2 separate regions of the Homo sapiens genome follow, and region 1 is linked to region 2. Evidence: chromatin contacts called from ENCODE Hi-C or POLR2A ChIA-PET data. All regions are on one chromosome and are shown on one strand. The core of a region is the stretch at or near the end of the contact, and the rest is flanking DNA. Distances in the headings are between cores, read along the strand shown. Region 1 has its middle 97 kb from the start of TJP1. Region 2 has its middle 22 kb from the start of TJP1.

Evidence for each region. Hi-C counts contacts between places; a loop is a spot of excess contacts on that map. ChIA-PET counts read pairs that join two places held with the same protein, here RNA polymerase II (POLR2A). Pooled maps may share reads with other maps.
Region 1: a map of PC-9 shows a loop between it and region 2 (7-fold over the local background). The contact joins two enhancer-like sites. A Hi-C loop is called at or near these places in 8 of 168 maps with a recorded cell type or tissue (IMR-90, PC-3, PC-9 and 4 more) and 8 of 50 pooled maps. POLR2A ChIA-PET finds 5 or more read pairs at or near these places in 7 of 52 experiments (AG04450, H1, HEK293 and 3 more).

What each region holds. Positions count from the first base shown.
Region 1 is chr15:29,916,982-29,922,585 of GRCh38, reverse strand. It overlaps a transcript of TJP1 not described here. Among named protein-coding and RNA genes, the nearest start is that of TJP1, 97 kb to the right of the region's middle. Within about 2 kb of position 1,830, at least 5 of the 41 ENCODE cell types and tissues checked have a DNase peak (open chromatin) inside an H3K27ac peak, as active enhancers do; they include PC-3, PC-9 and mammary epithelial cell, where a contact is called at or near this core.
Region 2 is chr15:29,841,855-29,847,074 of GRCh38, reverse strand. It overlaps a transcript of TJP1 not described here. Among named protein-coding and RNA genes, the nearest start is that of TJP1, 22 kb to the right of the region's middle. Within about 2 kb of position 3,239, at least 4 of the 41 ENCODE cell types and tissues checked have a DNase peak (open chromatin) inside an H3K27ac peak, as active enhancers do; they include PC-3, PC-9 and mammary epithelial cell, where a contact is called at or near this core.

The DNA of each region.
Region 1 (5,604 bases), core at 581-3,080, 77 kb before region 2:
AACCCTTGCATTTTCACACCAATTATTTCTTTCTACTTTAATTTTAGAAGACTCTAAACTGCTAACTGAAGATTTTCTTAGAAACTTAAAAACATAGCCCTTTACAAAAATGTTTATTTGCAGTCTAAGAGTTAGTTAATTTACAAATGAAAACTACTAAATATCAAATTAATAGACAGCAACTTTAGCTGACCTTTGCATTAATTTCTTATATTTTAATTTGCACAACTCTGCAAATACATTTGAAAACAGATTAAAAATTTTCTGTAGAGACATGACCTCACTATGTTGACCAGGCTGGTCTCAAACTCCTAGACTCAAGCAGTTCTCTCACCTCAGCCTCCCAAAGTGCTGGGATTACAGGCCTGGAGTTTAAGAGAGGCACACTGAAGAAGTCTGAGTTCCTTTAAAATACTTGAGCAAAGAATGAAAAGAAAAAGTCCGGGTGCGGTGGCTCACACCTGTAATCCCGACACTTTGGGAGCCTAGGGCGGATGGATCATCTAAGGTCAGGAGTTTGAGACCGGCCTGATCAACATGGTGAAACCCCGTCTCTACTAAAAACATGGAAAAATTAGCTGGGCGGGGTGGTGCATGCCTGTAATCCCAGCTACTCGGGAGGCTCAGGCAGGAGAATCACCTGAACCCAGGAGGCGGAGGTTGCAATGAGCCGAGATCGCGCCATTGTACTCCAGCCTGGGCAACGAGAGCAAAACTCCGTCATGGAGAAAAAAAAAAGAAAGAAAGAAAAAGAAAAAAAATGGGATAATGAAGCAAATATGCCAGACTCTTGTTACTGTTGAGAATGGGTATATGTGGGTTCATTATACCATTCTCTCTTCTTTTGATTATGTTTAAAATACTTCATAATAAAAACTGTTTAAGCTGTTGAAAAATATGATCCATCAAAATGAGAGTAAACTGAGCTATCCGGGAAGATGCAGCGGTGGAAAAGAGGGGATCCAGCAGGGGAGAGAAGCACAGGCAAGCCCACAGGAACCATGGCAGCAAAGCCCCGTGAGAGCTGTGCCCACACATCTCCTCCGTCCCTACTCTCAGCTCCAGATGAGCTTGCTGCAGGCAGGGGCTGTGAGGTTGTTTCCTGCCCCTGTGTTCCTCTTCCCTGACAGTGGCTGGCCCTGCAGGTTTGCAGGGAAGGTGCTGAGGGGGCTGATAAATCTCTGTTGGATACAGAAGCACCAGAAGTCACGGGGAAATGGAGGGTTTAGGTGTAGATACCTTCCTGAAGCGGAAGCACCTATGAGGCAGTGAGCTGGAATGAAAGGAATCTGGTCTGAAGAGATAGTTTAAGATCAAGGCAGGACTGTTTTAAGTGAGGTAAGGTCCAGGAGGTGACGGGAGAGTGCCGGCATTCAGAGGGCCAGGAAGCTTGAGGCTGGGTTGTTGAATTAATCATTCACATGGATATTGAAATAATCCAGGATGATGGGAGAGTCCCTCCCTCCCACTCTCCCTGACATTTTATTATGAAGATTTCAAAACTACAACAAAGCTGAAAGAATTTTACAGGGAACGCTCATATATCCAATACCTGAATTCTACCTTTATTCTTTTACTTTGTTTTATCACGTATCTGCCGATCCATCCATCTGTCCATTTCACATGTTTTACTCATTTCAAGTAAATTGCAGGCACCACTGTGTTTCCCTCACGCAGGAATGCTGAGGGTTAAATGTGGGGGTATTTTTAAACTGTTAGATATTATTGAAATACAGTGTTTTAAATCTAATTAAGATGTTCCTTGACTTCAGGTTGCGAATGATGACTCAATTCCTGAATCAGCTTCGGGAACGGAGCCAGACCCAGGTGGAGACTGGGCCACTCTAGTTCCCTTGCTCAGCAGGAGCAGCAGGGCTGTCACAGCAGCTTCCTCTGTGGGCATGCAGTGGCCGCTCCTCCCACTCAGCACCTTCGCCCCGCAGATGCAAATGCTCCTCTGCTCTTAGAACAAAACTGCAACCCCGAAGATAGGTAACGGAAAGGAGATTGCAGCGTTTGGAAGGGAAGGCTGAGGCGGCATATTCTGGCGGGGAACTAGTCATAATGCTAGTTATCCGATCATTGAAACATCTTCTAGGTAGACTGTTCCATCCTTCAGTTTGCTTTTCTTTTCCCAAACGGTAATTGCTCCTAATCTGAGGTGGAGTAAGTCTAACCAAGTTCTAGTGCCTGTCTCTGACCCATGGGTAGCTAGAAAATTACAGCTCAAGGTGAAGTCTCAAGAGGAGTAGCCTTATATTTTGTGAAATGCTAAATAAAAAGATCTTCTGTTCTCATGAACCACTTACAACTTGGGCTTTATTTTTACCTGTATGGAAAACATGAAAAGTAACAAGAAAAACATGTTTACGTTTGGTTTTGACCTAGCACTGGTCTCTGAAGCAGGCCCCAGTGAGAGTTCGTACTGTAACTAACAGGCTCTGTGACCCTGGGCAGGTTCCTTACCTGGCAGTGCCCCAGTTTCGGCATCTGTGCATGATGGTGGTACCTGTTCTGCCTCTCTTGCTTGTGAAAATGCACAGAAAGAGCAGTGTAAGTGTCAGATGTTGTGTCTGCCTAGATGGCTTCAGGGCCTGGACTTACCACCTTAGCACTCAACCACTTGCATCCTTTCTGTCTTCTGGGGTCCCATCTCTCTTGCAGAGTCTTGTGTCATCTCCCCCACTGGGAAGGGGAAAGAGGACTGGCCCAATAGGGCCCCAGCCATGTGGTAATTGGGGCTGCTTAGCCCTGCCATCTGCCTCCAGGCAGAGTTGTTTCCCAGAGGGTCCAGAAGAAATGAACAGGCTGGGAGCAAGAGAAAATCTTGTCCATTGGAGAATGCCTGTCAGGAGGCCAGGCTGATGAGGGCAGCTGGTCCTGAAGTCCCTCTGCCTAAGAGCTCTCTCTCCAGACCCCCAAAATGCCCAGGGCTCTCTCCCTCACTGCACTCAGGTCTCCAAGGTCACCTCTGGTCTTTCCAGTCTAGCACTCCACCTGGTTACACCCTATCCCTTTTCCCTGCTTATTTTCCTCATAGGACATTACCTAACAAGGTATATTTGTTTATCGTCCCTCTCCCGCCTTAGAATGAAAACTGCACCAGGACAGGAACTTTTGTTTTTTTCACCTCTGTTCCCAGCACTTAGAAGGGAAGAGTGCCTGATACATAATAGACAAAAAACACTGTTGTATGACTGCATGAATCAATCAGAAACAAAGCTACAGACCCATAGTGTGAGGCCAGAAGCTTTCATCTCCTGTGCCCTTGTGCCCACCAACCTAATGCCCTCTGGGCCTGCTGCCCCTGTTCCTGGGACTTTTCTGCTCCTCTCCTCTGATGGAGACCTTGTTTGCCTCTTTTTTGATTCATGATTTGCTTAGGTACAGAATTCTAGCTTAAAAGGTATTGTTCTCTGAATTTGAAAAACATTGTTCTACTCTAGCATCTGAATGTTGCTATTGAGACCTTTGATACTATTCTGTGTCCCAAACCTTTGCATGACCTGCTTTTTGCTCTGGAAGGTTTTAGCGTCTTTATTCCCGGCATGGTGACATTTCACCACGATGTGCCTTGTATGGTCTATTTTCATCTTTGCAAGCCTCTTGGAAGGCCCTTTGAATGTGGATACCAATATCGTTTTGGGAGGAAATATCTCCCGTAGTTTATTTGATAAACACCTTTCTTCTCTCTAGAAATCCTATAAATTTGCTGTTGGACCATCTTCATTGATTATTATCTTTTCTCTACTATGTTTGATCTCTCTTTTTACGCTATTTGCTGGGAAAGTTCTATGACTTTATTTTCCAACCCATCTAACCTTTTTTATTTATACTTTTTTTTTTTGAGATATGTTCTCACTCTGTCACCCAGGCAGGAGTGCAGTGGCACAATCTCAGCTTACTGCAGCCTCGACCTCCCCAGGCTTAGGTGATCCTCCCATCTCAGCCTCCCGAGTAGCTGGAACTACAGGCATGTGCCGCCACACCTGGCTAATTTTTTTGTAATTTTTTGTAATGATGGGGTTTCGCCACATTGCCCAGGCTGGTCTGGGACTCCTGAGCTCAAACAACCCACCCGCCTTGGTCCCCCACAGTACTCGGATTACAGGCGTGAGTCACTGCTCCTGGCCTATACCATTTTAATTTTCAAGAGCCCTTCCTCCTTATTTATTTTGGTTTCTGTCTTTAACGTTGGGAAGTTTTCCTAAAAAGTCCTCTGATCCTTAGTTATCTGTTCACATGTAAGAGTGAATCACTAGAAAGCAGGGATATAAAGATGTATTTGTACACCCAATTTCATAGCGGCGATATTCGCAATAGCCAAAAGGTGGAAGCAACCCAGGTGCCCACTGATGGATGAATGGATAAATAAAATGTGGTATATTCATACTATAGAGTGGTATTCAGCTTTAAAAAGGAAGGAAACTCTAACACATGCTACAACATGGATGGACCTTGAGGACATTATGCTGCGTGAAGTGAGTCAGTCATAAAAGGACAAATACTGGATGATTCTTCTTACATGAGGTACCTACAGTAGACAGAGTCATAGAGAAGAAAGTAGAATGGCAGGGGTTTGGGGGAAAGAGGGAGTGAGGAGTTAGTGTTTGATAAGTACAGAGTTTCAGTTTGGGAAGATGAAAAAGTCCCAGAGATGGATGGGGGTGACGGTTGCACAACAATGTGAGTATACTTAATGTCGCTGAACTGTTTATTTTAAAATGGCTAACATGGTAAATTTTATGTTATGTGTATTTTACCACCAGAAAACCCAGTGAGTCACTAGGAAGCAAATTGGAAGCTCTTGAGCAAGCCAGCTCTTTTCCTGGGAGAAACTGTCTCTGCAGGTCAGGGGAGAAAGTGTCTGTGCAGGATCTGGGGATCCAAGTGTTGCATATGCTGGCATTCATTCACTCCCCTGTTCTCAGCCCTACACCCACCCTACTATTCCCTTTGTGGTTGGGTCCTGCTCCCCTAAGCCTGGAGCCTGGGTTGCAGAGCAAATTTGTTTCTGTGTGGTCTTCCCCTCTGTAGCCTCTGCTATTTCTCATCCTATAACTACTTCTGTATTCATTTTCCATCTTCTGAAAAGTGTTGCATCTCTTGTTCACTTGGATCTTTTCTTCTTTGTGGCCTTATATATTGTTTTTGGCAGGGGTTCAGGAGGGAGAGGAGGTAATACACATGTACTATCCACCCTTTTAATTAGAAGTTAGCTTAGGTATTTTTAATAGTAGTGAGCATGTAATTATGGATATAGCACTTTAATCTTTTGAATCCACTCACATACAAATGAAAATTCAAAATGCTTATTTCAGCTAGCGATTCAGTTTATCTTATTGTACACATCAGTGCAGCCACCACCTAGGAGCTGTGATGAAGATGTGGAGTCGGCATCTAAAACCAGTGAGCTATAGACACCTTCAAGGTCGTATCCTTTTGTTTACAGCTGAGCTAGCATAGCTGTGTGTCCTGATAGGACGAGACAGTTCTTAAAGAAAGCAGAAAACAACAATAATGAATACTTTATGGACCTTAATCTTAAATGTCTTCTATCCTTGTCAATTCTCTAAAGGGGTTGAAAAATACACCATGAAAGGT
Region 2 (5,220 bases), core at 1,990-4,489:
TTGTACTATGTTGCTTTGCATATAGTAAGTGTTCAATAAATATTTACTGATTTCTTCCAAACATTACTTGAATCAGGCATTGATATGTATTCAGACCATTTTCCTTGATCTCAGCCCTTGTTTTCTTTCTTTCTTTCTTTTTTTTCTTTGAGACGGAGTCCCGCTTTGTTGCCCAGGCTGGAGTGCAGTGGCACCATCTCGGCTCACTGCAAGCTCCACCTCCCAGGTTCACACCATTCTCCTGCCGCAGCCTCCTGAGTAGCTGGGACTACAGGCACCCGCCACCAGGCCCGGCTAACTTTTTTGTATTTTTAGTAGAGATGGGGTTGCACCATGTCAGCCAGGATGGTCTCGATCTCCTGACCTCGTGATCCGCCCGCCTCGGCCTCCCAAAGTGCTGGGATTACAGACGTGAGCCACCGCATCAGGCCCCTTGTTTTCTTTTGTAGGGCTGATATGTTGACCCCTGGCTCTTTAAGATTTCCACTGCTCCAATTTACCTGGACCTCCCTAACCTCTTCAATATGTCTAGAATGAGTGAATAAACTGATCATTTTGCTCTCTCTGCTTGTCATTTCCCCCTTTTATCCAGGTCTCCCTTCTCTTGTGTGTAACTCCCTGATATCAAATCAGCAAGTGAATAGAGAAGTAGTTATTAACCGAAAGCTTTCTAATGTGCCATGTCAGGCACTGGTGGAGAAGGCAATGAAAGGCGCAGCATAGGTGCAGGGCCTGAGCTGGGAAGGAGCATGGTGCCATCCTAGAACTGGGGGGACCCTCACTGGGGCTATCGCAGTGAATGGAAAGACATTGGACAAGCCTGGGAGGAAGGTCTGATCTGCAGGAGCTGTAGGCCATATTAAGGATGTGGGCTTCAGTTTTGCAGGATTATAAGCAGGAGAGGTTATGGTGATGGGTCTCTTAAAGATCAGTTGAGTGCAGTGTAGAGAATGCATTGGAGGGGTCAGGAGGCAAGAGAAGAAAGACGCAAAGATAGGAGTTAAGTGTGTGTGGTTAGGAGGTGTGAGTGCAGTGAGTTGGGGGAGGAGGCAGTTTGGGATGATGGAGAAGTCCCTTGTGTGCCCATGCATATGTGTAGCTGAGAGGGAATGGAGATAAGACTGGGAATTGAGAAGCTCATGGTAATCCATGTGAATGTTGACCTCCCCCTGGCCACTGGTGAGCCAGCACTCTCTGCTGCCTTGTAATAGAATAGTGAAAACTATGTTAGATTATTAGTACAACTTTTTAATTTAATTTTATTTATTTATTGAGATGGAGTCTCGCCCTGTCACCAGGCTGGAGTGCAGTGGCGCTATATCAGCTCACTATAAGCTCCGCCTCCCGGTTTCACGCCATTCTCCTGCCTCAGCCTCCCGACAGCTGGGGCTACAGGCGCCTGCCACCACGCCCGGCTAATTTTTGTTTTTTTTCAGTAGAGATGGGGTTTCACCATGTTGGCCAGATGGTCTCGATCTCTTGCCCTCGTGATCTGCCCGCCTCTGCCTCCCAAAGTGCTGGGATTACAGGTGTGATCCTCTGCGCCCAGCCAGTACAATTTATTTTGTAAATTGACATTTGTCTTCTTTATTTTGCTTGACTTTTTATGTGTGTCTTCTTGTCACTCCACCTATATTGTTATCTCCTCACAAACCTGCTGGAGTCCTGGGAGGTTTCGTATTTCCTTTTGTATCTCTGGGGCTTCCATTCCTCTGGATTTCCTGGGATGAATAGTCAGTTTAAGCTGGAAAATCCATCTTTGAATTAATCCCAGCATCTGTTTAGAGTTTAGGGAAGAGAGAGGAAGAGACATAGCCTGACCAATATTGTCTTTATCCTTTCTTATTTTTAGGGTCATTTTAGTGAGATTTAGGAGAGGATATAAATATTTGTGCAAATTCTCATCTTAAACTTAAGACCTTATTAAAACATTAAAAACTGCTTTAGCATACTTTGTTTGAGGGCTTGGGAGTATCCATTTTGGTCATTTTTCTGTTATCATCTTCTTAGCCTAACAATAGCATTTGACACAGGTCACGGTCAATCAGTTCCTTTTTCAAACATGTTCTGCAGTTGGCTTCCAAGATGCCATACTCTGTCTTACTGTCCACTCAAACTTAGTCACCATTGCCACTTCTCCCAAACCTCTTACCATTGGCATGCCCAAAGCCTGGTCTTGGATCTCTTCTTGGTATCTGCACCCTGCTTTGTGAGCTAGCCCCTCCTCATGGCTTCAAATAGCATCTTAAATTGATGATTATTTGTACCTCCAACCTGAATATTTCTCCTTAAGTCCAGATTGATCTCACCAATTGCCTACTCAACATTTCTAGGTGGATATGTAATACATGACTCACATATAACGTGCCCCAAACTTGCTCCTGACATCAGCCTCCAAAACCTGCTTTTCCAGAAGTCTTTACCATCTTACTAGATGGCTGTGCTGTCCTTCTAGTTGCTCAGATAAAAAATCTTGACTCCCCGCTTTCTCCATACCATGCATCCAGTCTACCCTCGCATCTTGTCAGCTCTGCCTTCACCATGTGTCTGGAGTCCAGCAGCACATCCACTGATGCTGTCTGGTCCAGGCTGCTATGACCTCATCCCTGGGTCACTGCTGGTGCCACCTCACTGGCCTGTGTCCACCCTTGCTCTTGCCTTCCTTCTCTGCACAGCAGCAGCGTTTCTGTTAGAACAGCCACTGTGGGCCGGGTGCAGTGGCTCATGCCTGTAATCCCAGAACTTTGGGAGGCTGAGGAGGGTAGATCACTTGAGGTCAGGTGTTCGAGATCAGCCTGGCCAACATGATGAAACCCTGTCTCTACTAAAATACAAAAATCCGCCGGCGTGGTGATGCATGCCTGTAGTCCCAGCTACTCGGGAGGCTGAGGCAGGAGAAGCGCTTCAACCCGAGATGAGGAGGTTGCAGTGAGCCGCGCACTGCAGCCTGGGAGACAGAGGGAGACTCCGTCTCAAGGCTCCAGCCTGGGCGACAGAGCAAGACTCTGTTTCAAAACAACACACAAAAAAACAGTCACTCTGGTGCTCTGCCCACCCTAGCCCAGCTCTGCTGCTTCTTTGCTCTCCTCCCCTTCAATTCTCACTCTGCTTCAGCCCACTGATCTCCAGCTGTCCTCAGATACATCAAGGCCTCTCCCACCTTGTGGTTACTGTCCCTTCTGCCTGGAAGCATTTTCCTGGATGTACATGTGACTCACTCCCTGGCCTCTTCCAGCCCACACACCCACACTCACACTGGGAGCACGCAGACCACACCCTTCCTGAATCCATAGATTGAGCCGTCCCCTGCCTTCCCCACAGATGCCCTATCCTCCTCCTTCACTTTCTTCACTTAGTTTTTCCTCTCTAGCACTTACTACCATTGAACATTTCACATATTTTTCTTATTTGTTTTATTTGTTGTCTGTGTTTTTCTAGTACAATGGAAGCTGTGGGGCAGGGGAAGAGGATTTTTTGTCTGTTCCTTACTGCTGAAAATTGAATTTGGTCTAGAAGATAACTTTCTTCATCTTAGGAATGGTTGCTTAACTCCTCCAACTTTGCATTGATAGAAAAATCAAAGGTAGGCTGGGCACGGTGGCTCACGCCTGTAATCCCAGCATTTTGGGAGGCTGAGGCTGGCGGATCACCTGAGGTTGGGAGTTCGAGACCAGCCTGACCAACATAGAGAAACCCCGTCTCTACTACAAATACAAAATTAGCCAGGTGTGGTGGTGGGCACCTGTAATCCCAGCTAACTCAGGAGGCTGAGTCAGGAAAATCGCTTGAACCCGGGAGGCGGATGTTGCAGTGAGCCGAGATTGCGCCATTGCACTCCAGCCTGGGCAACAAGAGCGAAACTCCGTCTCAAAAAAAGAAAAAAAAAAAGAAAAGAAAAAAGAAAAAAAACAGAAAGAAAAGTCAAAGATAGGAACAGCAATCAATAGCAAATAGCAGGACAAAATAAAAGGGACATAAAGAATCATTTGGTTACAAAATGAGCATTTTTACTCATATTTTTTAGTGGTTTTATTTACTTTCTCATACAGGAGTTCGTTTTAATCTTTATAGCAATGACTTTTTAAAAAAATCAGTGATTATCCCATTTTTATTGGTAAGGACACAGAAATAGGCATTTTGTCCACCTGTAGACACCATGTAGCTGGCAAAGCCAAGACCATTATGCAACTTTGCTTGCGTGAAAACAGGATAATTCAACATTTCAAAAGTGAAATTTCCTTCTTCTATGTGGAAAAGAAAGGGGTAACTGAAGGAAACTTACTATTGTTACCTGGGGGCAGCAGGGTTAAGGGAAAGCAAAATGGCTCTTCCTGATTTCTTCATTAGAGATGTGCACTTCTGATCATATATTGGCCTTCCTTTACAGCAGGTTCTTGAATAACATCATTTCATTCAATGTCATTTTCTTACAACATTGACTAGAAAGCAATTCCTGGCGCGGGGCCACTGTCTGTGTGGAGTTTGCATGGTCTCCCCATGTCTCTGTAGGTTTCTGCAGGTACTCTGGTTTCCTCCCACATTGCAAAGCCGTGCATGTGAGGTGAACCATGGTGTCTGCTTGGTCCCAGTGTGAGTGTGGGTGTGTGTGGGTGCACCTGCGGTGGGGGATGGCATACTGTCCAGGGTTGGTTCCCTCCTTGCACCCTGAGCTGTTGGGACACGATCTGGCAGACTCAATTAATTATTCCTGATAATGGAAGAATTGAGTAAATAGCTATCTTACTTGTTCTTATTAATCTTTCTTAAATGTATGTATAGCTCACATTTATTTCAATGCTTAATAGTTAGAAGCGTTTGGGGCTTTTATTTAGAAGTTTGGTGATGTTTTCATGGCCAGAAATACGCTCCAGGAACTTAACTCTTGTTTATATCAATGAACCTATGATACAACTGCTTTTGTTATACGTCGTTTCACTTAAAGTGGCAGTTTCTAAGACTCTATCAATGATGTTAAGTGAGGACTTACTGTATCTGGAAGCTATCATTTGCTCAAATTTTCATCGCTCTTTCAAAATAAAATAGCCTAAGTGGGTATCCCCGTCAGCGTTTACCAGCAGATCAAAAAATCTTACTGTACCCTACCACTTCTGGAAATGTTCCTACTTATGGGAATTCTTGATGGGGTTCTGGCTTTAAAAAGCCCCAGTTATGATGATGAACCAACTTTATTATGTATAGTACATACAAGATATTGGAAGA